Regions from separate parts of the Homo sapiens genome. Here region 1 is linked to region 2. The links are chromatin loops, found by intact Hi-C in ENCODE. Cell type or tissue: IMR-90. All regions are shown on one strand. Each heading gives the region's core, and the rest is flanking DNA. Links, peaks and the distances in the headings are about the cores only. Region 1 has its middle 66 kb from the start of LINC02421. Region 2 holds the start of LOC124902958 (a long non-coding RNA gene).

Evidence for each region. A loop is a pair of places that touch in the nucleus more often than their neighbours do. Peaks named below come from ENCODE experiments on the same cell type or tissue, not always from the same donor. Only the 100,000 strongest peaks of a DNase experiment are listed, where the experiment ranks them.
Region 1: a loop joins it to region 2, with 1.8 times the contacts of the local background. A loop is called at or near these places in 5 of 110 quality-filtered maps.

Annotation. Positions count from the first base shown.
Region 1 is chr12:67,788,966-67,801,528 of GRCh38, reverse strand. No RefSeq gene overlaps it. Among named protein-coding and RNA genes, the nearest start is that of LINC02421, 66 kb to the right of the region's middle. In IMR-90, for the core only: no CTCF peak of the experiment used is centred there; a DNase peak (open chromatin) is centred at 7,178.
Region 2 is chr12:67,690,625-67,703,187 of GRCh38, reverse strand. It overlaps LOC124902958 (a long non-coding RNA gene), which reads left to right and starts at 8,986. Exons shown (of 2, transcript XR_007063355.1): 1 at 8,986-9,236; 2 at 11,019-12,563. In IMR-90, for the core only: no CTCF peak of the experiment used is centred there; no DNase peak of the experiment used is centred there; H3K4me3 peaks cover 589 bases; H3K27ac peaks cover 294 bases.

The DNA of each region.
Region 1 (12,563 bases), core at 2,973-10,972, 98 kb before region 2:
ATCCTATAATTAAAATGGCTAAATCTGAATATATGTAAAACAGAAATATTCAGTTTTGTAAATATAAGCAAACAGGTTATATTTTTATATATATTATTATATATTTTTATATATTTTATAGGTTACCTTTTGGAACAACAATATCATTTTAGTTATAAATGTACATACATGTACATATACCTGCATACATGTACTGAAACATCTCATAATACAGAGTTCACCTTTGCCATTTGCATTTCACTCTGAACTTTTCTATTCTATTCTCCTTCATCTTAAAAAGTACTGATTATGGCCCACCATCTTGATTTCATAATTTACTCCTAGGTCACAACCCCCAGATTGAGAAAACATTCTCTAAATCCTGGTTCCCCCCACCAATTTCATAGTTTTCAGTTTCACTATTAATGCATCCCTGGACTCTCACAATGATGTAGGTATTGTCATTGATTTTTTGCTGATTTTTGACCCACAGCCACAAGGTGAGAGAATAAAGAAGAATAGCTGGTGACATAAGCAGCTTGATGAGGATGCAGTTATGTGTGCATGTACGTATATCTGTGCACTTGTGGCAGGCACAGCGAACTTGTCACTTCATCGGCACTAAGGAGGCTGACGGTTTTGTTCACTGTATCACACATGCACATTTAGGAGAAATTCTTGCCTGGGCTTAATTATAAGAGGAGTTGTGCTTCTGCTGAGCAATTGCAATTATTTTAAATTTGAGAACACTTTACCTTGCAAGAATGAACAGGTTTCCATCTTCTTGTTGCCTGCCAGAGACCTTCAAGTTAAACACAAGTATATACATTCCCTTCATTTCTAGATCCAAGTTCCATTCTCATCCTTATTTTTTCTTCATCTTTGCCTATATGCCATGTTATATTTTATATGTCTTTGGAAGTTGCCTCAGAATTTTTTTTAACATAGAACATTAGAAGATATAAAAAACAAGGGCTATAAACAAAAATGGGAAGCACTGCAATCAGGTAGTAAGAACATGAGCTCTACAATTAGACTGCCTGAGTTCAAGTCCTGACTCTTTCTCTCACTAATGGGAAGTTGAAAGAAGGCATGTTCCCTGACTCTTTTAATATGGGTTTCCTCTCCAATTAAATAAAGGAAATAATTGTGAGATGTTAGTCAAAAGATGATACAAACAAATGAAGAAAACAAAATGAAAAGAACTGAAATTTTAAAATAAAACTAAAATAAATAAAGGAAATAAGAGTATCTTCCTCAGAGGGTTAGCGTGAGGATTATGAGGTAATGCATGCAAAGTACTTACAGTTTGTCACATGTAGTAAGTGCTCAACTAATGTTAGCTATAGTAAAAACAAATATACATGAGCTTGTATGTGACTGTTACATGAAAACACACACACAGACATGCACACACACACACAAACACACAGAACAACCCACATCTAGGCAGGCATGCAGCCGGAAGAAGCTGGCTTTTCCAGACTCTTGTTTTTCAGACTCCTGGATCAGAGACAATTTTTTTCAAAGAGACAGGAAATGTTATTTATTTATCTGTTTATTTTTAGAGAGAGGGGTCTCGCCATGTTGCCCAGAGTGAACTTGAACTCCGGGGCTCAAGTGATCCTTCCACCTCAGCCTTCCAAGTAGCCGAGACTACAGGTGTGTGCCACCATGCCCAACTAACACCTCATTATCGATCTGAATCTACCAAAGAAATAGTATTTTTGTGACATCCTAGTGGCTTAGGAAGGTTCACGTGACATTTTTGTTAAGTAGCTGTATTAGTCACCTTGGGCTTCCATAACAGAATACCACAGATGGTATTAAACAACAAAAACGACATACATCTGTTTTCTCAGAGTTCTGGAAGCTACAAGTCCAAGACCTATGTACCAGTAGGGTTGGTGTCTGCTAAGGCCTCTTCTTGGTTTGCAGATAGCTGCCTGCTCCCTGTGTTCTCACATGGCCTCCCCTCTGTGTGAGCACAGAGAGAGACCTCTGGTGCCTCCTCCTCTTCTTATGAGGACTCCAGTCCTATTGATTAGGGCTTCATCCTTAGGACCTCATTTAATCTTAATTACTTCCCTTAAGGACCTATCTCCAAATATAGCCACATTGGGGATTAGGGCTTCAACATATGAATTTTGGGGGACTGTGATTCAATCCATAACAGTAGTCATTGATAGAAAGGAGAGAGGAAAAAAAGCACAAACAAACAGAAAGTGAGATTTTTTTCCAGTGTGGAAAGGGGAGGAGAAAGGGAGGAAATGAGGTCACCTGGGGGAGACCCTTGTCTATCAGAACAAACAATTCAAAGGGAGACAGAGCTGCTGGTTGACAATTGCACAGGCTTTGCTGAAAACGTCCTGGTGATCCCAGATTTGAGAATCACAGCTTCAGATAATGTGAACTCAGCTGAGGCATTTCATGAGAAGAGGCATTTTCCCATGACTTATATAACTGTTTCTGCTCAGGCCAGAAATGCCATGGGAACTATTTTTTAATGGCTCTGCTTGGCTTAGGATCAGTAAAGTATTCAGTATATCCTCAAACAGCCCCACCTTGTCATTTTCTCTTGACCATTTGTCATTAGGACGGGCACTTTTTTTTTTTTTCAAATTTCATTTGTAAAAATCTCTAGGTAATGTCCTTGGTATGAAATGACAATAGGGAGGAGAGAGTGACTCTCAGCTAGCAACCTGCCAACTCTTACAAAACCAGGCAGGTATGTGTGAGTCTACGTGTGTCTTGAAAATCAGTCAAGTTTTATTATAAGAAAATCTTCAAACCAAACACCTTACTTAGAATGGGTCAATAGGAAAGCTGATATGAAAAATCCAAGTTCAAAATATCCTTAGATTAAAACCCTAGCTAGAGCTAAGATGAACTGGCATTAAGTTAGGACAAATGGCTAAATACTTGTTTACATAAATATCACACAACAATTTAGCTGTTTCTGCCTTAACCAACAATAAAAATATAGAGAGAGAGAAGAAAAAGAAGGCAGGGGAAAAATGGAAGAGGGAGAGGGAAGAAGATGAACCAGAGGAGGAAGAAGGTAAGAGTAAGAATAGAGAGGAAGAGAAATAAGAAAAAGAATAAGAGGAGGAAGGTGATGAAAAGGAGGAAGGAGAGGAGCAAGAGGAGGGCAGAGGAGGGAGGGAGGAGGGTGGGAAAAAGGTGGCAAAAAGAGTTGTGGACAAAAGTCTGGTGAGATCTAGGTCCAATTGTGGTCCTTGAACTTATAGTCTTTGAACTTAAGTGTGAATTTTTGACACTTCTTCGCCTCAGTTTCTGTGTATACTTACTGGCTATTTCATATCCGAGTTTTGAAGGCTTTGCTTTTATTTATTTTTGTTGTTCTTTTATTGCAATTTTTTGCAACAAAATTCTTTTTACTAAACAAAAGGTTTTGGATATTCATTATGGAATTCAGAGGAAGACAAAGCCCAGAGGCTCACTGCCCTAGGCAGCTACTGCCCCAAGGGACCCCAGAGGGCATTGGCAGAAATCTGGATGTGTCCAAGCCCTCTCCAACTTGACTCTATCTTTGTTATGGTCCTTTAACAATTCTATAACAGGAAGTCTCACTCTGATGCCATACACAGAGCCCATGCAGTAAGCCTGCTTTCTAGGTGACTGGGCTGCCTAAATGAATTTCTTTGGATGCTTCAAGGCTTAAGATCCCTTCAACAGGAAACCAGCAGCCCACTCTATGCTGGAATTTACTGTCTAAGAAACAGCAAGATTACAGTGTAATTTCAAATGTTTCCCAAAATGTTAACAAATTAATATCTAGATGCTAGGTGTAAAATGCCCCCAGCGTGGCAGATACTCTGTCATCAGACATCATGGCAAGCCGCCAATCACGGCTTCAGTTGAGACTGCTCAATACTGACGCTCTCTACCACTGCACCGCCTGACTCACCATCATATAGAAGACCCACACTGAAAAATCTGTCCTGAAATGAATGCTGGAACAGTCCTGGGAACCATTCCACCAGCACCATCATGCATATGCACAGCCGCTGCAAAGCCTAATCAGAATTCAGAATGCTGCAAGAAGGGACCCGCCTAAGAATTCTGTAACCCAAACTTCAGTCCAGGAGCCAAACCATTTAACCCACTGGCAGTAAACAGTTAGAAAATGATCTAAATTTAGAATGTCCAAGTAAGCACTGAAGTTCTTTCCTTCTTGTTTGGTTCCAGAGAGCTATTCTGGACATCATACCATTAAACGAAGCAATGTAACTGACAAGCAGCAATGGCCAAAGTGAATTCAGTTTTGGAAATGAGTGAGGTTCTCAGCTTCTCTATAGATTAGCCCTGCAGCTGCCACTCTCTGGCAAGGGACAGAATAGGTTGTATACATGAACACACATTTGAAGGGTAACTTCAGGACTCCCTGAGTTTGGCTACTCTTGTTCACAGACTGTCAGAAATAATCTACTTGGACCACTTAAAAAAAAAAAAAAAAAAAAAAAGGAACCCACATCAGACTAAAACCTTGTTCTCCAGTAATTTATTCCAAGCACAAGGTGTTTTCAGATAAAAAGCAATTATGTGAAATCTACCATCAGGCCACAGAAAATAGAGTAAACATTTAATGTAATTAGACAATCATGCCTATATTTCTCTTTTGCAGTTTAAAGCAACTCACCGACTTCAAGTATTTCAGCCCTAACTTTGAGCAGTCGCAAATGTGGGAAAAGGGTGTCTACAAGTGAATTTTAATATTACAGAAAATCTCACAGAAAGAATCTAGTTCCTTAAGATAAGGCTGCAGAGGCTAACTTTCATATCAAGGTTCTTTGCTTTAGGCTGGAATTATATCATCTTAATGCAGTAAATATCCGTTTTTAAATCTCAGCTGACCCAAAGTTTTGATAAGTAGTTATCAAAGTCTTTGGTTAATTAAAAAATAGTAAACTAAATTTTTTCATACCAAATGTAGTTTGGTAGATTGTATCTTTCAAAACATGTGACCCAGTAAAAGGAGTCCTTGAGGGTGAAAATATTGGAAACTACTGAGAAATTATTCTAAGAAAGTAATTAAGGAAAATGTAGCTGTAATAAAAATTATTCTAGCCTTGCCTGTGATAAAGAGAAGTTTAAAGCAATAAGAAAAACTAGTAATAGAAGAGTTGTTGATAAATGAGGATATACCTAAATAACAGACATATTTAATCACTGAAAGGTGCTGCAGATGTGAATTTATTCAAATGGGAAAACATGTTCATAATATTGTGCTAAGCAAAAAATGACATTATGAAGCAGTTTAATGAGCGTAAGCTCTAAAGAGGGTTTTCGTCTAGGTAGTAGGATTGTGTGTATTTTATCATTTTCATTTTATTATCATTTCTAAATCTATGTTACTTTTATAATAAGGAAATTTTTTTAAATTTTACTTTAAGTTCCATGATACATGTGCAGAATGTGCAGGTTTGTTACATAGGTAGACGTGTGTCATGGTGGTTTGCTGCACCCATCAACCCGTCATCTAAGTTAAAAATGAGTTTAAAAAATAAACATCAAGATCAGTAGAGGAGAGAAAATCATGATGCTGAAGAACAGGTAGACTTAGGGTCATCAAAATTGCAAATAAAATAGAGTAAAATGTGATGGAAATGTGTAGTAGGTTTGAGAAAATCCAAGAGTATTTAATCTGGGTACCCCATGCCTTTGCTCCTCTGATCTAGAATTTCTTCCCCACAGCCCACCTCTATTCCCATATGCTTAAAACTTCCTCCTACTTCTCTAGCTCTGCTTTTGAAAATTCCTGTAATTTTCAGAATCACATTAAACATTTTATTATAACTTTTTAAAAGCAGCCACATTTTATTTTCCACTCAATGTTGTTCTTTTCTAGTTCTTTCCATTTTTCCCCCTTCTAGTTTGAAAACTCTTTGTGCATAGAAAATATCCCTACAGCACTGTTTTTTTCTGTGTACTTTATCCCCATTTGAGTCTTGCCATAAAAGGGAACATAATTAGTATAGTACCTTGCATTCAGTAGGCATTCAATAAACACCTATCACAATTGTCCACATGACCTTTTCCTTCTTTACCAGACTGTAAATTTCTCCTTGGATGAGTCACGTCCTCCCAGTCTTTATACCGCCTCTAGTAACTTATGATAGCTTACATATATAATAAGAACTCAATAAATGGTTAACAAAACAAGTGACCAAATTAAGAGGTCTGATTCTGGCTTCTTCTATGTTTCCTGGGAAATTCTAAGCCATTTGTGTTTCCCTTTTACTTCAGGAGTCCTCAATGGGGGGCCAGCTTGACTGCCCAGGGAATACCTGGCAATGTCTTGAGACATTTTTTGAAAGTCATGACTGGGGAGTGAGGAAACTGTTACTGGCATCCAACTGCTCCTGTATAAAGACCATGGATGATGCTGAAAATGCCACAATGCACAGGGCACCCTCCCACAGCAGGAATCTAGCCCAAAACGTTGGTCGTGCTGAGGTTGAGAAACCCTGCTTTCCCTCCCGCTGTACATCTAAATGCCATCAGCACATCATACGAGTGTTTTTTTTCTTCTCTTTTCCTGCCCCATCACACACATACATAGCTTTTAGAGAAAGAATCTCCAAGACTAAGACTAGAAGTGTTCAAGTCTATCTGGGCCCAATTTTGTCACCTATTTACTGATGGATAAGACCTGCCCCACCTACCTTTGAGGGCGATTGTGAGGATAAAATAGAAGAATATATCTTCAAATCCTTTTAGAAACAAATGGAATATATTAATTAACTCTGCCAAGATACATACTGAGGGAGAAATGGGATATTTTGTAGAACATGAATATCATTCCCTCATCAATAAACACATTTATTTTCTACTCTAAGTCATCCAACAAGCATTTATTAAGCACCATCCATACAGAATAAAAAATGCTACTAGACTTTTGATGGAAAGAAATCATACAGTTTTAGAACATGAAGGTGAAATTGTAATTATTTCTGGGCTCCAGGCAACTAGAAATGTTTTTATTAAGCTTAAAAATGCTTTCCTTATTTCTCTATGTGAGCATGAACCAGGGTTGCAGAAAGTATACCGGAATTAAAGCCAGAACTCATTACCATACTTATGTAATCAGACAGAAATCACTTTTGTTGAAGATTTTGCTGAAGTCTTATTTATATGAACTCTGCCTCCTTTGGTTTGGCTGCCAATATCTAAGGCTCTTGAATTCCTAATCTATACATCACATATGCTGAGAGCTCACATCCAAGGAGCTGCCCAAAGAAAACACCAGAGTCTTCTGAATGAAGGGGCTTCTCAGAACTTAGGAATTTAGATCTTATACAGAGCGTTTGAACATAGAAAGGCATGAGCAGTTGTTTGTTTGCTTGTTTGTTTGTTTCTTAAGTTTTAAGTTCAGGGGTACATGTGCAGGTCTGTTGATAGGTAAACATGGGGGTTTGTTGTTCCGTGACATTAAGTACATTCACATTGTTGTGCAATCAACTCTACCATCCTTCTCTAGAACTCTTGTTTATTTCTTTTTTTTCTATTTAACTTTTATTTTAAGTTCAAGAGTACATGTGCATGTTTGTTTCATAGGTAAACTTGCGTCATGGGGGTTCGTTGTGCAGATTATTTTGTTACCCAGGTATTAAGCCTAGTACCCACAGTTATTTTTCCTGATCCTCTTCCTCCTCCCACCCTCCACCCTCTGATGGGCCCCAGTGTGTACTGTTTCCCTCTATGTGTCCATGTGTTCTCATCATTTAGCTCCCATTATAAATGAGAACATGCAGTACTTGGTTTTCTGTTCTTACATTACTTTGCTAAGGATAATGGCCTCCAGCTCCATCCATATTCCTACAAAGGACATGATTTCATTCATTTTCATGGTTGTATAGTATTCCATGGTGCATATGTACCAGATTTTCTTTACTCATTCTACCATTGATGGGCATTTAGGCTGATTTCATATCTTTGCTATTGTGAACAGTGCTGCAGCAAGCATACATGTTCATGTGTCTTTATAATAGAACAATTTATATTCCTTTGGGTATGTACCCAGTAAAGGGATTGCTGGGTGAAATGGTATTTTTATTTTTAGGTCTTTGAGGAAACCTTGGACTGTTTTCTATAATGGCTGAACTAATTTACACTACCACCAACAATGTATAAGCATTCCTTTCTCTCCACAACCTCCCCAGCATCTGTTATTTTTTGACTTTTTTGTAATAGCAATTCTGACTGGTGTGACATGGTATCTCATTGTGGTTTTGATTTGCATCTATAACCAATTGTTTTAAGACAAACCAGGTACATTAATTCTTTAGTCAGTTTCCAAAGCATTGGCTTGATATGTCTGGATAGTCTAAAATACATATTATTGTGTCTCAAGGAATCTAAAACCCACTAATTCTGTTATGGCAGAACCATAATTCTATGCGCATGCTTAAGAGGCTTATTTTTTACATTGTGTTCTCCAGTTTTTTTCCTCAATTTATGGCAAATTTTTTTGCAAATTGAGTATTGAAAATAACAGCTAGTGGGGAGCTCTGGAGGAAGAACAGCTGTTTTTAAACATCTATGAGAAAACAAAATGCCAAACACACTTACGACAATTTTGAGTCAAAAGGGTAGCTGAGTGAATTGATAGCTTTGTCATCTGTTCAATGAATATTTATAGAATGACTTTTAAATAAATATAGCAAAAGGAAGCTAGTGAGTTACAGATAAGGAAATAAAGAAGAGCTTGCAATGTATCTGGGAAGATATATACCAGCATGAAAATGTCATCTGAGTGGCTTCCAAGATGGCCGAATAGGAACAGCTCCGGTCTGCAGCTCCCAGTGTGATTGACCCAGAAGACAGGTGATTTCTGCATTTCCAACTGAAGTACCTGGTTCATCTCACTGGGACTGGTTGGACAGTGGATGCAGCCCGCGGAGGGTGAGCCAAAGCAGGGTGGGGCGTCACATCACCGGGGAAGCACACGGGTCAGGGGATTTCCCTTTCCTAGCCAAGGGAAGCTGTGACAAACTGTACTTGGAGGAATGGAACACTGCTGACCAAATACTGTGCTTTTCCCACAGTCTTAGCAACCGGTAGACCAGGGGATTCCCTCCCGTGCCTGGCTTGGCAGGTCCCACGCCTACGGAGCCTTGCTCGCTGCTAGCGCAGCAGTCTGAGATCAACCTGCGAGGCTGCAGCCTGGCAGGGGGAGGGGCATTCACCATTGCTGAGGCTTAAATAGGTAAACAAAGTGGCCGGGAAGCTCAAACGGGGCAGAGCCCACGGCAGCTCAGCAAGGCCTACTGCTTCACTAGACTCCACCTCTGTGGGCAGGGCATAGCTGAACAAAAGGCAGCAGACAACTTCCGCAGACTTAAACATCCCTGTCTGACAGGTGTGCAGAGAGCAGTGGTTCTCCCAGCACAGTGTTCGAGCTCCAATAACAGTCTCCTCAAGTGGGTCTCTGAACCCCCTGTAGCCTGACTGGGAGACACCTGCCAGAGACAAGATTAGAGAAAAAAGAGTGAAAAGAAATGAACAAAGCCTCCAAGACATATTGGACTATGTGAAAAGACCAAATGAAAAGACCAAATCTACGTTTGATTGGTGTACCTGAAATTGATGGGGAGAATGGAACCAAGTTAGAAAACACTCTTCAAGATATTAGCCAGTAGAACTTTCCCAACCTAGCAAGGCAGGCCAACTTTCAAATTCAGGAAATACAGAGAGTACCACAAAGATACTCCTCAAAAACAACAATCCCAAGACACAATTTAATTGTCAGATTCACCAGTGTTGAAATGAAGGAAAAAATCTTAAGGGCAGCCAGAGAGAAAGGTTGGGTTACCCACAAAGGGAAGCCCATCAGACTAACAGCAGATCTCTCGGCAGAAACCCTACAAGCCAGATGAGAGTGGGGGCCAATATTCAACATTCTTAAAAAAAAGAATTTTCAACCAAGAATTTCATATCCAGCCAAACTAAGCTTCATAAGTGAAGGAGAAAATGTCATCTGTCACCGACAATGAATGCGATATGTTAAGTGAACAGCAGAGTCAGTAATTTCTATAGGTGAGAAGAAAGATTACATGAGATTTAGAGTGACAGGAAAAAATTCATAGGAAATAAAAAAAAAAACCTGGCCTTGACTTGGGTGACAGGTAGACTTTGGCCAGGTGAAAAGGAAGGGAAGGAGAAATATTTTTGAGAGGAGCACTAATGAAAAAAAAAAGATGCAGAGGTAGAAATTGTTAATTCATTCAAAATAGGGATCATTAAGTTATTATAATGTCCAAGATGCTATGATAACTTTCATGGATACAAAATTGAATTAACCATACTCCGTACCCTTACAGAGTGCACATCTAGTTAGAGGACACAATTATAACTACCAGTACTACAGTACAGGTTCTCCAAAGTGAGGGGCAGACTTTCCAGGAAATGTGGAAGATGATCTTTTGGTACACAGAATAAAATAATAGATTTTCCAGTTACATTGTTTTTTAATTTTTATCATTTTAAATTTGTATATGTTTTATGTATAAAATGCAGTACTATATAGTATGCTTACATAATTTAAAAATAAGAATACATATTTTAGTGATGAGTGCTCAGAAATATTTGCTGATAATAGAGCAAGACCAAAAACTACTGTCATGGACTGGATGTCCAGGTCATGTTACACATGCCACACTGGTAGTGTAAAAAAATCCTCTGAGAGCCAGACTCCTGAAGTGGGGGAACATCCACAGGGTGCTGGAGGAGAGGGTGAGGAGGAAGGGATGGAGAGCAATGGATATAGATCAGAGACTGGGACGACATTTAGAAGGTCATGAGTAGCTTAATCTCACAAAAGCCTACAGGTCTTATAGATGATATGCGACTACTAAACCAGGCTGCCTTTCTGACAGTGCAAAGATAAATTGTCATCTGTAGAGGAGTCAGTCATACCTCATTCAAAAATGCTGTAGAAATTGTAGCTAGATAATTAGCCCATAAGAAGGCCAATTTTTTTTTACAAGTTCTTTGATTCTAAACTAGGTATAAGAGTCCCACCCGTTACCGTAAGTTAAACCTTCATGATTCATATCCTTTTGAAGCTTCTATCCACAAACTGTAATATTCTCTATTCAAGAAAGAAGACTTCCATTAAGAAACCCATAAGGCTGAAGTCCTCTAGCCTGTTACTTCCAAATAAGCTACACTCTGAACAGAAGACACTGCCAAGGTTAAATCATTCCTACTGTCTACCAAAGCCCCCTTAACTTGTCAGAGAAAAGACTACACACACATTAATGCTCAATCTTTATACTCAATTTAGCTCTTCTCCAGTAGAAAGTCAAGTTCCTTGTTTCTCTGATTTAGCCCTGATATGAATATGGATGAAAATCAATTTACAAAACACTGCATCCAAGCCCAGAGGAAACACTGCTAAATACCTTTATTTTGTTACTCTGAAATATGAGAAGCGCTAGAAATAAACCCTAGTGACAGAAGGAGCTCATATAGTTGGAGATGCCATTGTATGGCAGAACATCATAGGATTACTGTAATTATGTTGCACTAATATACTACTGAGTTTTAGGACACAGAAACAAATCCATGTCACTTGTGGCTGCTGTTTTGCATAGTTGCTAATGTATTAAATTTATTCTATTTATTGTGTTTTAATTTTAACCATAACCTACAGGCCTCATAAGTACAATTAGAATACAGACTATCACTAAAGAGAAGATTGTTTTATCAGCTACAATCCAATGAGATTCTACTGGCTGCCAGAGAAGAAAAGAAATTCCTCTTCTAAGTAGGCTACTAATTAGCTGTGACCTCAGTAAGCAAAATGCCAACAGAAAGAGAAAACTTCAGATTATTCTAGAAAGAGCCCGTGAATTTCCAGGGTCTTCCATGAAAGGACAATATTTCCTAAAATCAGTGAAATGGTAATAAATCTCTGGCCATCACTGTAACATGGCTAAAACTTTTCCACACATAAGTCTAAGAGTTCTGCTAAGACTCTTCACCATTGCACCCAATGAAGAGCACTCTGAGTGTCATCAGAGTTTCCTGTAAGAATGGAAGTTGTTCCAGTGGACTGATTCCATTTCTCAATGTCAAACTAGAGTGAACTAGTAAAACCACAATGGAGAAAGTAGAGAATAGCACAAACTCTAGAGTTCAGAGCTGAATCAGAGATGCTTCAAATTGGTTATGTAAAATGGGACCCTATAATTAGAAAAAACATACAGCTAGAAGGGTTATTTAATCCAAATTAAACAAAGTGAATCATCTTTCAAGTTTAGCTAGTTAGCATTCTCTATAGATGTAAATTTTAAAAAAATAAGAAAAAAATACATACATTTCTAAATGCTTTTACCATATTGACCCCAGAAATAAGATCTGGAAAGAGCCATTCATTCTTTCCCTCAATTTAAATATCACTTTTGCTTCATTTATCACCTGCTGAAATTTCTTAAATGTCTTCCACTAAGTGATAACATAGGAATCCATTACTGCTTCTCAAAGAGAGCCAGACCACCCTAATAATCCACTAGAGGATTCAGAAGTTATGTTTAATCAAATGTATGCTCATCTGG
Region 2 (12,563 bases), core at 2,149-10,148:
AGAGGTTTAATTGGCTCACAGTTCAGCAGGCTATACAGGAAGCATAGTGGCATCTGCTTCTGGGGGGGTCCTCAGGAAGCTTCCAGTCATGGCGGAAGGCAAAAGAGAAGCAGACGCTTCACATGGCAAGAATGGGAGCAAGAGAGAGAGCATGGGTTACAGGGGAGCTGCCGCAAACTTTTGAGCAAGCAGATCTTGTGTGAACTCAGAGTGAGAGCTCACTTATCACCAAGGGGATGGCCCAAGCTATTCATGAGGCATCCGCCCCCATGATCCAAACACCTCCCACCAGGCCTCTCCTCCAGCATTGGGGATTACAATTCCACATGAGATTTGGGTGAGGACAAATAGCCAAACTCTATCACCATCCCTTTGCTTTAGATTATAGTTGGCCACCTACTTCCCATACATCTCCTTCAACTTTGTTATAAGGTAGCTTTTCACCATCACTAAAATTATCCTGCATGTTTTATTTTTCTGTCACTGTATAACAAATTACCACACACTTAACAGCTTTTAACAAAGTCCAGCACGATGTCACCTGGTTCTCCTCTCAGGGAATCACAAGGCGGGAACCAAGCCATCAGCCAAGCTGGGTCCTCACCTGGAGGCTCTAAGTAGACATCACCTCCAGGCCCACACAGGTTGCTGGAAGAATTCAGTCCCTTGTGGTTGTAGGACTGAGGATCCTCTTTCCTTGATGCCTGTTGGCCAGGGCCTCTCTCAGGTCTTTTAAGGTTTCCTGAATTCCTTCTCAGGTGGGCCTGCTGCAACTTCAAGCCATAACCCCTTTACTCTTCAAATCTCTCTGACTTCTTCTGCCACCAGCTGGAGAAAGCTCTCTGCTTAAAAGGTCTCATGTGATTAAATTAGATCCTCCAAGATAATCTCCTATCTTAAGGAGATTACCTAACCCTGCCATGAAATATGATAACCACACTAGTGAGTGATGTCTCATCATATTCCCAGGTTCCTGGGATTAGGGGGAAATATCTTTATGGGGGCATTTTAGGAATTCTACATACATAACAGTCATCCAGGTTTTTGGCGACATCTCCGGTAGAAATGCCTAAATTTGTGGATTTACTATTGGGCAGAGATCTAAGTAGAAGAGGAAGGTGGGGCATGAGGGGAGGGTGTTATCATCTTTCTTCTTGCCTCCCTTAGTTGGTCTATAATCCTTTATTTCCTGCTCATAGTATACCACACCATTTCATCAAATTTGTATTTCTCTTTCACCACACATTGTATTCCACCTCTCAGTGTATTTCCACTTCTTGGAAACTGCAGTTTACAGAGGCCTCTGGATTATTATTTGTATTTTCCTCCCAGCATTGTCTTCATAAACAAGGCATGAGCAGACATCTTGCCTTTTGGTTTCTTGGGGTCACCTTTAGCTATCCTGACTGTGCTGTTTGTACTCTAGGCAACATAATGTACAACAGTTTCTCAGTGTTGCACTAGCTGTTTCCACAAGAACTGTCTCAGGCAAAGATTTCTTAAAACACAAAAAGCAATAACTGTGAAGGGGAAAAATATTGATCAATTGGACTGCATTAAAATTAAGAGCTTCAGTTCTCCAAAACCATTAAGAGAGTAAAAAGTCATACACTGAGAGAGAGATTTTCAAACATATATCTAACAAAGGACTATTATCTGGAATATTTAAAGCACTCCTTCAAATCAATGAGATACAGGAAAATAACTCGATAGAAAAATGGGCAAATGTCAGAATAGATACTGTATGAGAGAAGATGTTCAAACAGAAAATAAACATATGAAAAGGCACTCCATTAGTCATTAGGAAAGCACAGATGAAAATTAAGATGGAAAAATCCCAGTGACTCAGGAGAGGTTGAGCTGGGAGGACTGCAGTCCCAGTAACTCAGGAGGCTGAGGTGGCCTGAACCAAGGAGCTCGAGGCTGCTGTGAGCTATGATCACACCACTGCACTCCAGCCTGAGAAACAGAACAAGTCCCTGTCTCTGAAAAAAAAAATGTTTTTAATCATAATGCAAAAACTACAACATACCCTCCAAAATGACTAAAATGAAAAAGACAGACAATATAAAGCAACCAGAACTCTCTTATTCTGCTGACCAGAGTGTAAATTGTTACAACTACTTTGGAAAGCTGTTTGACAGTATCTACTAAAACTGAACATACCCATACCTTATACTCAGCAACTCCACTCCTAAAAATATGCCCAACAGAAATACATATGTATATCTAACAAATGGCATGAACAAGAATGTTAACAGCATTAATAGTAACATAAGCAGTATTTGTAATATTCCCAAACTGGACACAACCCAAATGTCCATCAACAATAGAATGGATACAAAAATCATGGTAAATTCATACAATATAGGAGAACAATATGCAAGAATGAGAATAAATAAACTATAGCTACATACAAAAAAAGGATGACTCTCACAAACATAATGTTGAGTGAAAAAAAAAAGCCCATTACAAAAGAGTACGTCAGGATTCCTTTTTCATAAAGTTTTACAACAGGAAAAAGTAATCTGTGGTTGTATTATTTTGGTGCAAAAGTAATTGCGGCTTTTGCCATTACTTTAGAGTTTGAATCCTGGCAGTGAATACTATACTGACTTTTATTAGGTTGGTGCAAAAGTAATTGTGGTTTTTGTCATTAAAGTAATGTGTGCAGGAAAACTGCACATTACTTTAATGGTAAATGCCGCAATTACTTTTGGACCAACCTAACAGAAATGAGTATAATATTTACCCTTGGAAGTGACTGTGAGTGGAAGGAGGCACAAGAAGGCATCTGGGGTTCTGGTAAGATTCCGATTATTGGACTGGGTACTAATTATATGTGTGCATTCGTTTCATGAAAATGAGTTGAGCTGTGCACTTATTTGTGCACTTTCTGTATGCACTTCATACTGCAACAAAATGTTTACATTGTGCAGAACAATGTATGTATCCAATATCTTTCCCACCCATGAGTACAGAACCACACCTGGTTTGTTCACTACAATATCAGCATTCCCCGAACAGTGTCTAACACACATTGTTGCTTGTTGAATGGAAGATTAATGACTTTTTAAGAGAATTTCCTTAATACAGCTGATTTTTTTTTGTCCTCATCAGTGGAGCTATATTTACCCGTTTTATCAGATATCTTTTGATATTGCAAGGCAGTTGTTTCAGGTAGACCAGCTTGCAGACAGGAGAGCTGAGAGCAAAATGCAGTGAGGGAGATGGAAATTAAGCTCCCTGAGGTCAAGAACTTTTATACTGCTTGCTCACAGTGCAAGGTGGTGCTGTTCAGATAACTTTATGTGGGTAAGTCATTTAATCCTCATAACAACTAATGAAGCACCTCACAAATGAGCTAACTGATGAGAAAATTAAGGCTTAGAGAAGTTTTATAACTCAAGTAGGGAATAACACTGCCAGGATTTAAACCCTAAGTATGAGTTTAACTATGGTACTATCTTCTTACCTCTGCACATAGTATGCACTTGAAAAATATTTGTGTAAGAGTACATAATGGACCTCTCCATCATACCTTGTGTTTCTCCTCCCCACTTCCCCACACAGGCATAATTGTGTACTTACGATCTGGTCTCAGTGGTGGCAGTGGGTGGGGGGAGCTGGGAGAAGGAGGGCAAGGGAGCCTTTTAGCCCAGCCTCCTAGTTTAGACAGGGTCGCAGACATGGACATTTGACATCATCCCCAAGTGAGATTATATGTGCAGTAACTTTCACTCGTCTGACTGGAGGGAGTTGTCCCTCACACAACCTTAAACTTGGGTCCCACTGCCTATAGTATACCCTGTAGAAATGCTTCTTTATGTTGAAATCTTTTGAAAAGCAAAATAATTACATTGCACTTACTTAAATGCATGTGTTAAGACTACTAATTTCTTAAACATAAACATTAAAAAGTATACCACAGTGTTTGTAAGTCTGTCTTGGCATTTCTTCACTTTCTAACACATCATGAGTATTAAAAATAAAAAAACGGAAGTGGCTCAGGCACTTCTACTTCAGAGAGACCCTGACTAATGCCTAAGAAGTTGGTTTCTGTGTGCACGGCAGGATTTTATCTCATGCCAACCAGGGGTGTAACTACTGCTACATGGGGAGACACAAAAAGCCCTTGGGCTAATGTGAATCAGTGAAACCCACAGAAAACTGAAAGCCTCATTCAATTTCAACTCTTTACCATGCAAGGCTTATTGCTAGGGTGGCTTTAAATAGTCACAGAAATGCTTGATTTTACTTTCACTTCCTTCCTTCCCCATCTCAAACCTCTGTAGAGGTTCTTAGGAGGTTTCGATGACTAAATCAGATGATAACAGCAACATCTTTCACTTAGACAGACTTTACAGAACCTTTCGGTTTGGTCTCCTTTGGTCCCCTCAAAAGCCCAGGCAACAGCAATGACTACTGTTGTTTGATAGTCCTGCTGACTAACAACCCCTTCTCTACCCCAAAAAATGTGGGAGTGACTTTTCCTTTCATTACAGAATACTAAACAGCCAAGAATGGATCTCATTCCCCGTGATGGGGAGAAGAAAAGCAATACAGTCCAAAGGCTGAGAACCTTAGTATTGCCTTAAAAGTGCTTTGCTTATTGATGCCTTCACCTTCAATTATATGGAAAATTTTTTAATGCAGTTTAACAATTTTACTGTTTTCATCTACTGAAAAAAAATCAATCCAACACTTCTTTCAACATGCACTATAAGCTTGTGAAACTGTCCATGTGAACGAGGTGAAGGAATCAATTTTTATTTATTGAAGAAACCAAAAGTGGGGTAGGGGTGGGAAGGAATACATTTGGCAGAGGATGAAGCCATGTTACTTCAAAAGGGGAAAAAAAGAATATAACATAAAAGGGAAAATATTTCAAATTTGTAAGGAAAAATTGTTTTCACCAGAAAAATTTCCTCATGCTCTCATTTTTGTTTGGCTTTGTCTACTCATGGCATTCCAAGCAATCTGTCTCTTAGCACCACAGCTGTGAAATATATGCACTTACGGAGACTTCCCGGTTAGCCTCTTCACATTTCACTGGGTTTCATTGTGTGCAATGTCTTGCCATTGACTCTCACACTGTGCTGTGTATACTGTTTCATAATTCTGTTTTACAGAATAGCATTTTCATCTAATAGAAGTTAACATAATAAGGGAAATGGTGACAATAATATATGGTCACTAAACCATATTGCCATTTTGGAACAGTTTATTATGTACACTATGATCCATGTTATTCTAAAAGAATGGATGCATTCATGAGTAAACATAAGTACAGACTTTATAACAGAAATTTGCCTCTACTAGATTAGGAGTTGGCAAACTTCTTTGTCAAGGGCTAGAGAGCAAATATCTTAAGCTTTGTGGGCTATGCTGTCTCTATCTCAACTACTCAACTCTGCCATAGCAGGGAAGGCACCCAGAGACAGTACACAATATATGTAGACAGTAGACAGTGGACAATATGCAATGAATGACTGTGGTTATCCTAAACTTTATTTACAAAAACACACGGCAGTCGTGTTTGTGACACAGAGATGTAGTTTCCTGACCTCTGATCTAGAAGATAGGTATGTTTGCAACCACAACACAAAGGCTGCCCTGAGACTCTAAGCACTAAACATCTGTTTGGCAATTTACCTGAAAAGTTGTGGTTTTTTTTTTTTTAAGTTAAAATTAAAATGACTTTTCTCCTGAGAAAATATTTAAAAGAGTAGGTTTTGGCAAGTAAGTTGAAGGACACACTAGTTATTTTTCTACATCACAATAAAATTAACATAAAACAGGTCATTGGAAATAAAAGAATTTTTTTTATACATTGAATACACTGCCAATGCCTGGATGAGCCTTGAGCATCACAGATCTTTGGCTTAAAGCTTTGCCCATGTCCAGAGTCTCCCTCACAGGAAATCGATTGTAGAAGGTCAAGTTCATGTGTTTCCAGACTCACCTCCTCCTTTAATCTTGGTGCCATCGTTGGCCAGTGTACTGACTATTATTAAGGCAAAGCCAAGACTTGTAGAGATTCTGTATGATTTTTCAAGACATTGAAAAATGATTTAATTTTCAATTTGAGGTTGATGGTGATAGTCCTTTCCTTAATTTGGGAGTCTTCCTGATGTTTTAACAGACATTTCCCAGTCAAAAATTTGTTTGTTTATTTTACTGTATCTTTCTTGAGACAGGGTCTTGCTCTGTTGCCCAGGCTGGAGTGCAATGACACAATTACAGCTCACTGCAGCCTCTATCTCTTGGGCTTGAGTGATCCTCCCATCTCAGCCTGCCAAGTAGCTGAGATCACAGGCATGCACCATCACACCCGGCTAATTTTATTTTATTTATTTATTTTTATTTTTGTAGTGACAAGGCCTCCTTATGTTGTCCAGGCTAGTGTCAAACTCCTGGGCTCAAGTGATCCTCCCACCTCGGCCTCCCAAAGTGCTGGGATTACAGGCATGAGCCAATGCTGAGACAGGAATTGGTTTAAATTACAAACAAATGAACTGAAAAGAATCCCATGTCAGGTGGCACATTGTTGAGCATGAAGGGAAAGCAGTGTTATTCCCTTGCCTACCTAAATTTCTTTCTGCACTGAGCTGCCGCCTTAGACATAAAACACTGGCAGGAAGTAGAAATGATTGTATTACAGTATTAGTGCTTGCATATTAACAGAATTTATTCTAAAATATGCAAGTCACATAAATTGAAAGATTGTCTTGTTAAAGAACAGGGCTGCCCTGCTGAGTCCCAAGATAACAGGAATAGACCTGCCTTCTTATTTCTCAGAAAACAGGAGGCAGCATCTTGGGCTGGAGCAGAGGGGAAGGATTCTGTCTCTAGAATTCCTTTCCTATCTTTCCCTGGCTGACCCTGTCTTACAGATCTTTCCTTGTCTTAAACTGGGCTTCTCCAATGGCATAGCGATTAAGACAGCAATTTTACACTACTTTTTATTACTCAACATCTGACTGCAATATTTATTTTCATATTTGGCATTGGACTTTTATTAGCCTTCCTCCTTGAGGTGTTCAAACAAAGCAGGCAGGAGGACAGGCAGCTCATCTCCTGTGTGGTCAATGTCTCTTGAATAAATGAATGAATGAAAATCTGCATTTATTCATTCATCCATTCCGTGAAAATTTATTGAGTACCTACTGTATACTAGTAAAGAAAACAGGCAAAATTCCTGTCCTAATGGAGCAAACATTCTTTAAATTCAGAAAATTTTAAATAATGATATTAATTTAACAAGTGGAAAGTTCTACGGAGAAAAGTAAAACAGGAAAGGGGAAAGGGAATCCTATAGGAACTGAGTAGCCTAGTTATGGTAGCCATGGAAGCCTTAAATACAGTAGCCAAGGAAGCCCTCACTAAGGAGACATTTGAGCAAAGACTTGAAAGAGGTGAGAGAGAGAGAGAGCCTTGTTGACTTCTGAGGGAGAGAGCTCCAGGTGGAGACAATAGGGGTAGAGCAGAACCCTGAGGTAAAAGCTTGCCTATGGGAGAAACAGCCTGGGGCCCGGAGGCTGAGAATATAAAAAGGACAAAAAGGAAGAGGCTCAGACCATGGAAAGGACTCGGGCATTTATTCTAAATGAGGCAGATCAATCGCTTGCTTTTTCAGGTTTTCAAGAGTCTATTAGGGCATGACCTGTTCAATGGCTTTAACCCCTCATTCCGATAAAACGAGTTGACCCTACATGTCTGTTATTCTTTCATTGTCTATGTTTAATTTTCTGATGCATGAAATAGGAATAACACCTAGCTTTCCTTACAGAGGTGGTTGAAGGGATCCAATGACCATCAATATGGAAGCATAAATTTAGACTGTTCAATAAATTGGCAACACAACTATTTCAACAACTTTCTATTAAGTGCCTACTATGGGGAAGGCAAATTAAACCTTTGTGTAAGAGAGGAAGGAAAAAAGATAAAAGAATTGGAAGGGGCTGGAAAGGAAAGCAAAACCAGTAAGATGGGGGAGGAGGAATAAGAAAAGGGAAAGAAAGGTGATAGTTTCATGTGTCTAACCACAGGGATAAAGAGCGTGGCATTTGGGGTTGGATTGACCTGGTTTCAAATCTCAGATAGTCCACCTACTGGCTGTGTGACCTGGAGTAAGTCCCCACTTTGAGCCTATTTCCCTCTATGTAAAATTGGGGTTTGACATCTGCCTTATGGCACATTGTCAGGATTAAAAGAGAGATTGCACTAAATACCTAGCACAATGCCAGCACTAATTTACTTAGTAAATATTAACTACCTTCTTATTATAATTGTCATCATCATCAGCAGCAGCAGCAGCATCCCAGGAGGACAGGAAACTAGAAGCAGCTCTGCATTTTCTGACAGGGGAAGATAAAAGTAGGAATAGGAAATGCCTCTTGAATGGAAACTCAATTGAGTTTAGAATTCATTTTAAAAGCAGCTGACTGTAAGATTATGCACTGGGACTCAATTTATTACATGAATTGGGATGAGCCTAAAGGGACATCTTTTCAGTAATTCAAATCCCCAGGAAGTTGGCTTAGCTGGGAAACAGGAGTTATCCTGGAGAATATATATCTATAGGAAAGAACATAGAATTCTGGAAAAACTTGGTGATGATTCCAAATTAAAAACAAATATAGAAGACCTTGTGTGACTTGGATAAAGACTGTAATGTATTAGCAGTTCCAGGAAAAGTAAAAGACAGATTTGGAACTGAGCAATACAAAAATGAAATAGTGCTATGCCAAGGAAGAAGGGATTGAGTTAATCAGCTGCCAAGTGCCTTTCCATTTGGGACAGACAACGATTGTAGCTGGCAGCAGGAACAGCCAAAGACTTGATATACATGAATCTCACAAAATTGTCTGAATATATTTTGTTCTGTAATGGGCATCTGCCACTTTTTTGTTTGTCTGGTGTTCCTTACTGCAGAAAACTGCCCCTCCCGAACTCCAAATCATTCTCTTGAGTCTATGGATCAAAGGGCCCTGCTTCTCCCACTACCCTGTGATCCAGGGTGTTCAATCAGAACACCCCATTTCCTGAGTCACAGTGATTGGTCCAGAGGAATACACATGACCCAAGCATGGCCAATCAGTGCTCTCTGGAGTAATTGTCATGGATGCTGGCCGTTGAGTTTCTCCTTTTGAGACTGCTAGCTGTCAGTACCATACAACCCTGGAGCTACCTGAAGCCTTCTTGCCACCATGTGGAACAAGACTAAACATCAGGTCCAAACCTAGGCAAAAAGAATCAAAAGTGAGGGGAGAGGGGAAATGAGAGAGCGGAGAGGGCGGAGGGGAGATTTTGCTACTTTAACTCGAATTGGGATTCTTTTCATTTGATTAAGAAAAGCATGAAAGATAAAGCTGATTAGGGAAGGACCCTGCTCTGGCCTCTGGATTTCACCTTTTCTAAATCATTGTGATCCTGAGGATTTGCATGAATGGAATACTTTGGGTCTAATATGATTTATTGACTTGTGTTTTACTTGTATTTTCATCAGTAAATATTTCTGAATATATCTCTAAAAGATAAAGACTCTTAAAAATACCCATGATACCATGATCACCCCTAAAAGAATGGTGAACAGTAATTCCTTAATGTCATAAAACTCCCAGTTAATGTTCAAATTTTGGATTTGTACACAAGATTTAAAGTCAAGCTGAAAAAAAAAATGTGAAAGAAATGAAGACTTTAACCAAGTGATAAAAGCAATTTGTGGCAACCTAAATAGGGTACACAAATCTCCACCTAGAAAAGATAAGATAATTAATGTTTTAAGGTGTTATAAAAGATTTGGGAAAAAGTATAATGTGGGGTTAAAATGGCCAGGAGACATTGTCTGCCAAATCAATCCCAACAAAAAGACAGGATCTTGGCCCCTCATGGACACAGCATATAGAAAAAGACTCAGTGTGTCTGTCTGTGGCTTGGGCAGAATCATTCTAGAAGTTTGTAGCCTATGAACCATGTTTATCTTAAACATCTGATAAATAAGTAACTATATCACAGCCCCAGGTCTTTCAACCGCGTAACCTCAGCCCAGCTGGGATGTAAAACTGCTCCCCTTCATAGGGAAATGATTTTACAATTATAGGAGTGCTAAAAATTGAACATAAAGATCATGAAGTAAATTGGACCCACCCAAAGCATTAATACTGTTTAATAGGTTTAGAAACAGAAGTTATAATTTTTGTGTTTAAAGTATTAGTAATGTTTAATAAAACCTAACATTAGGAAATCTGACAAATTGATCTTCATAACTTCTATGTGAAATTTATAATCAATTTTATTCTCATTATCTTAAGTCACAGAGTTGATAATTTGATAATGTTTATAGACAGTATTTGAATATTTTGACTCATTATGGTTTTAAGGGTGAATTATGAGATTTACAATTTCTTTGATTTTGCCTTTTGAGGCTTAAGTTGGCCTTGTGAGGCAACTCAGTTGCTTGATATAATAAATTAGAAGTGTTTTTAAAAATTTAGGGGAACTTAATTGATGGCTTATTACTATGACTATAAAGGATTTTAATCCGCTAAAATTGAATTAAATAAGTGGAAGGATGATTTCAAATTATGTAAAAATTACTTAGTTTATAAGTAAAATCAAAATCACAAAGTGAACTTAAAGTCCTAAGAAAATTATAGTTTCGTTTGCAACTTAAATTAATTAAATGTTATTTTAATATTCAAATACCTATACATGGTTCCTTTCTATGCACAAAAGCCTCCACTTCCCACTTTAAAAACACATCAACACACATGGTAAGGAAAATCACTATGCATATAGAAGCCCAGGATGCAACAGCACTTCCTGTATAGTAAGAAATGTGTGGTCTTTGTGGGGCATAAGGTAATGCAAACTACATAAAAATATGCACCACACGCAATGCTGATCCAGGCAGACCAGCTTCCAGGAACTAAAATAAAAGCAAAGAATCAACAACTGAGGCGATAATTACCAAACAACCATTCATTCATTTATTGTTTTCTTTTATTCAACAGATATTTACTGAATGTGTACTACATGTCAGGCTCTATTTTAACAGTTTAAGATATAGCTGAAGAAAGGAAAATATAGATTACAGGTTGGATGTGAAAAAGGCAAAAAAGAGTAGATAAAGTAATTGAGAATGAAGGACAGCTGCCCGATGAAGGCAGCTTTGATAGAGGAAAAAGCAGCTTGTCTTGTCGCAGATTCTTAGTTTTGCCCTATGTCAGCAAACATGGAACATAAGAAGCAAGAACATCTCAAGACATCCACTGAAGGAAGAAGAGGAGAAAATAAAATAAGAAGACAAAAACGACAATAACGTATTCAGCAATAATAGATGGCAGACACAAAAGAAGGAACATTGGAGGGAAAAAGTAGTAGGGCCTGAAACAAGTGGCAGAGGTGGACAGCACAGTCATCACCCAAAACAAAAGCAAGTGGAGGTGGGGAGTTCAAACACAGTCTTATGGAACTGATTAAAATGACATAAATATGGGTAAAACACAGCATAAAGTAGGAACAGGCAGTATAAAAAATAAGAAGAAAAAAGTAAAAACCCCCAAAGGGCTAAACCTATGGAATTCTGAGAAGAAAATATGGATATGAGTTGAGACACAAGAAAGAACATTGAATACTAGCAAATCTTATTCCAAAGGACTGCGGTCGGGATCTTCCTTTTGATCTGGAAGGGAGACTCATGGTACAGTTGCAGCTCGAGAGGAGAGGCACACAGTCAAGCCACAGAGGAAGGAGATGTGCTTTTGGGAAGTCCTGATGACCACACCCCTGGCCGGGCCTTCCAGTGGTCCATAGGCTGCCAGCCAGAGAAATGGAATGAGTAATGAGAATGATGATAATTGAGGAGAGCAGTTGTGTTCTGATTATTTAAAAACTATTCCTAATATACAAGTAAAATATTCATTCTAGAAAAATTCTTTGAAAGAAAGATAATCGAATCAAATATGAGTAAAAGAAAATTCACGATCCTAAACAGCGATGTTTCTGAGGGAGAAAATGCCACTGACATTTCTAATTAGTCATTTGAAGTTTTTGCAGGAACTGCCCACCCAGTCCCATCCCCCCCCGCTAAAGTTGGCAGTGATATTCCATATACAGGACAGGTAGTAAACAGGACTGCCAAGTACCAATCAAGAATAAATATTTCAATCAGCTAATGCAAGATATTCTCTATGAAAAATATGATGGCAAGTTCTGTAAAGGGATCCTCTCAAGTATTCATCACACTACTGATTATCACATGCATAAGAGGAAACAACCGCAGATAAGGAAAAGAACCATCCCACAGGATTAAGGGGAACAGTATCAAGTTCTTACACATGACTGGAAAAGGGCTTACTTTCATCAGCCAGACTAGAAAATCTCCTAATTCATGAATCACTTGGTAGAGTACTCAAAGAAATCTTGCCTCAGTAGTGGAGCATAATTAGCCCTAAACTAAACACTTCTCTGGTCCTGATTAACAAATCATAAAGGTTTGATCCCCAAACACAAACTGTTTCCAAACAACTCAACTGCTCAAGAATATTTATAGAAAT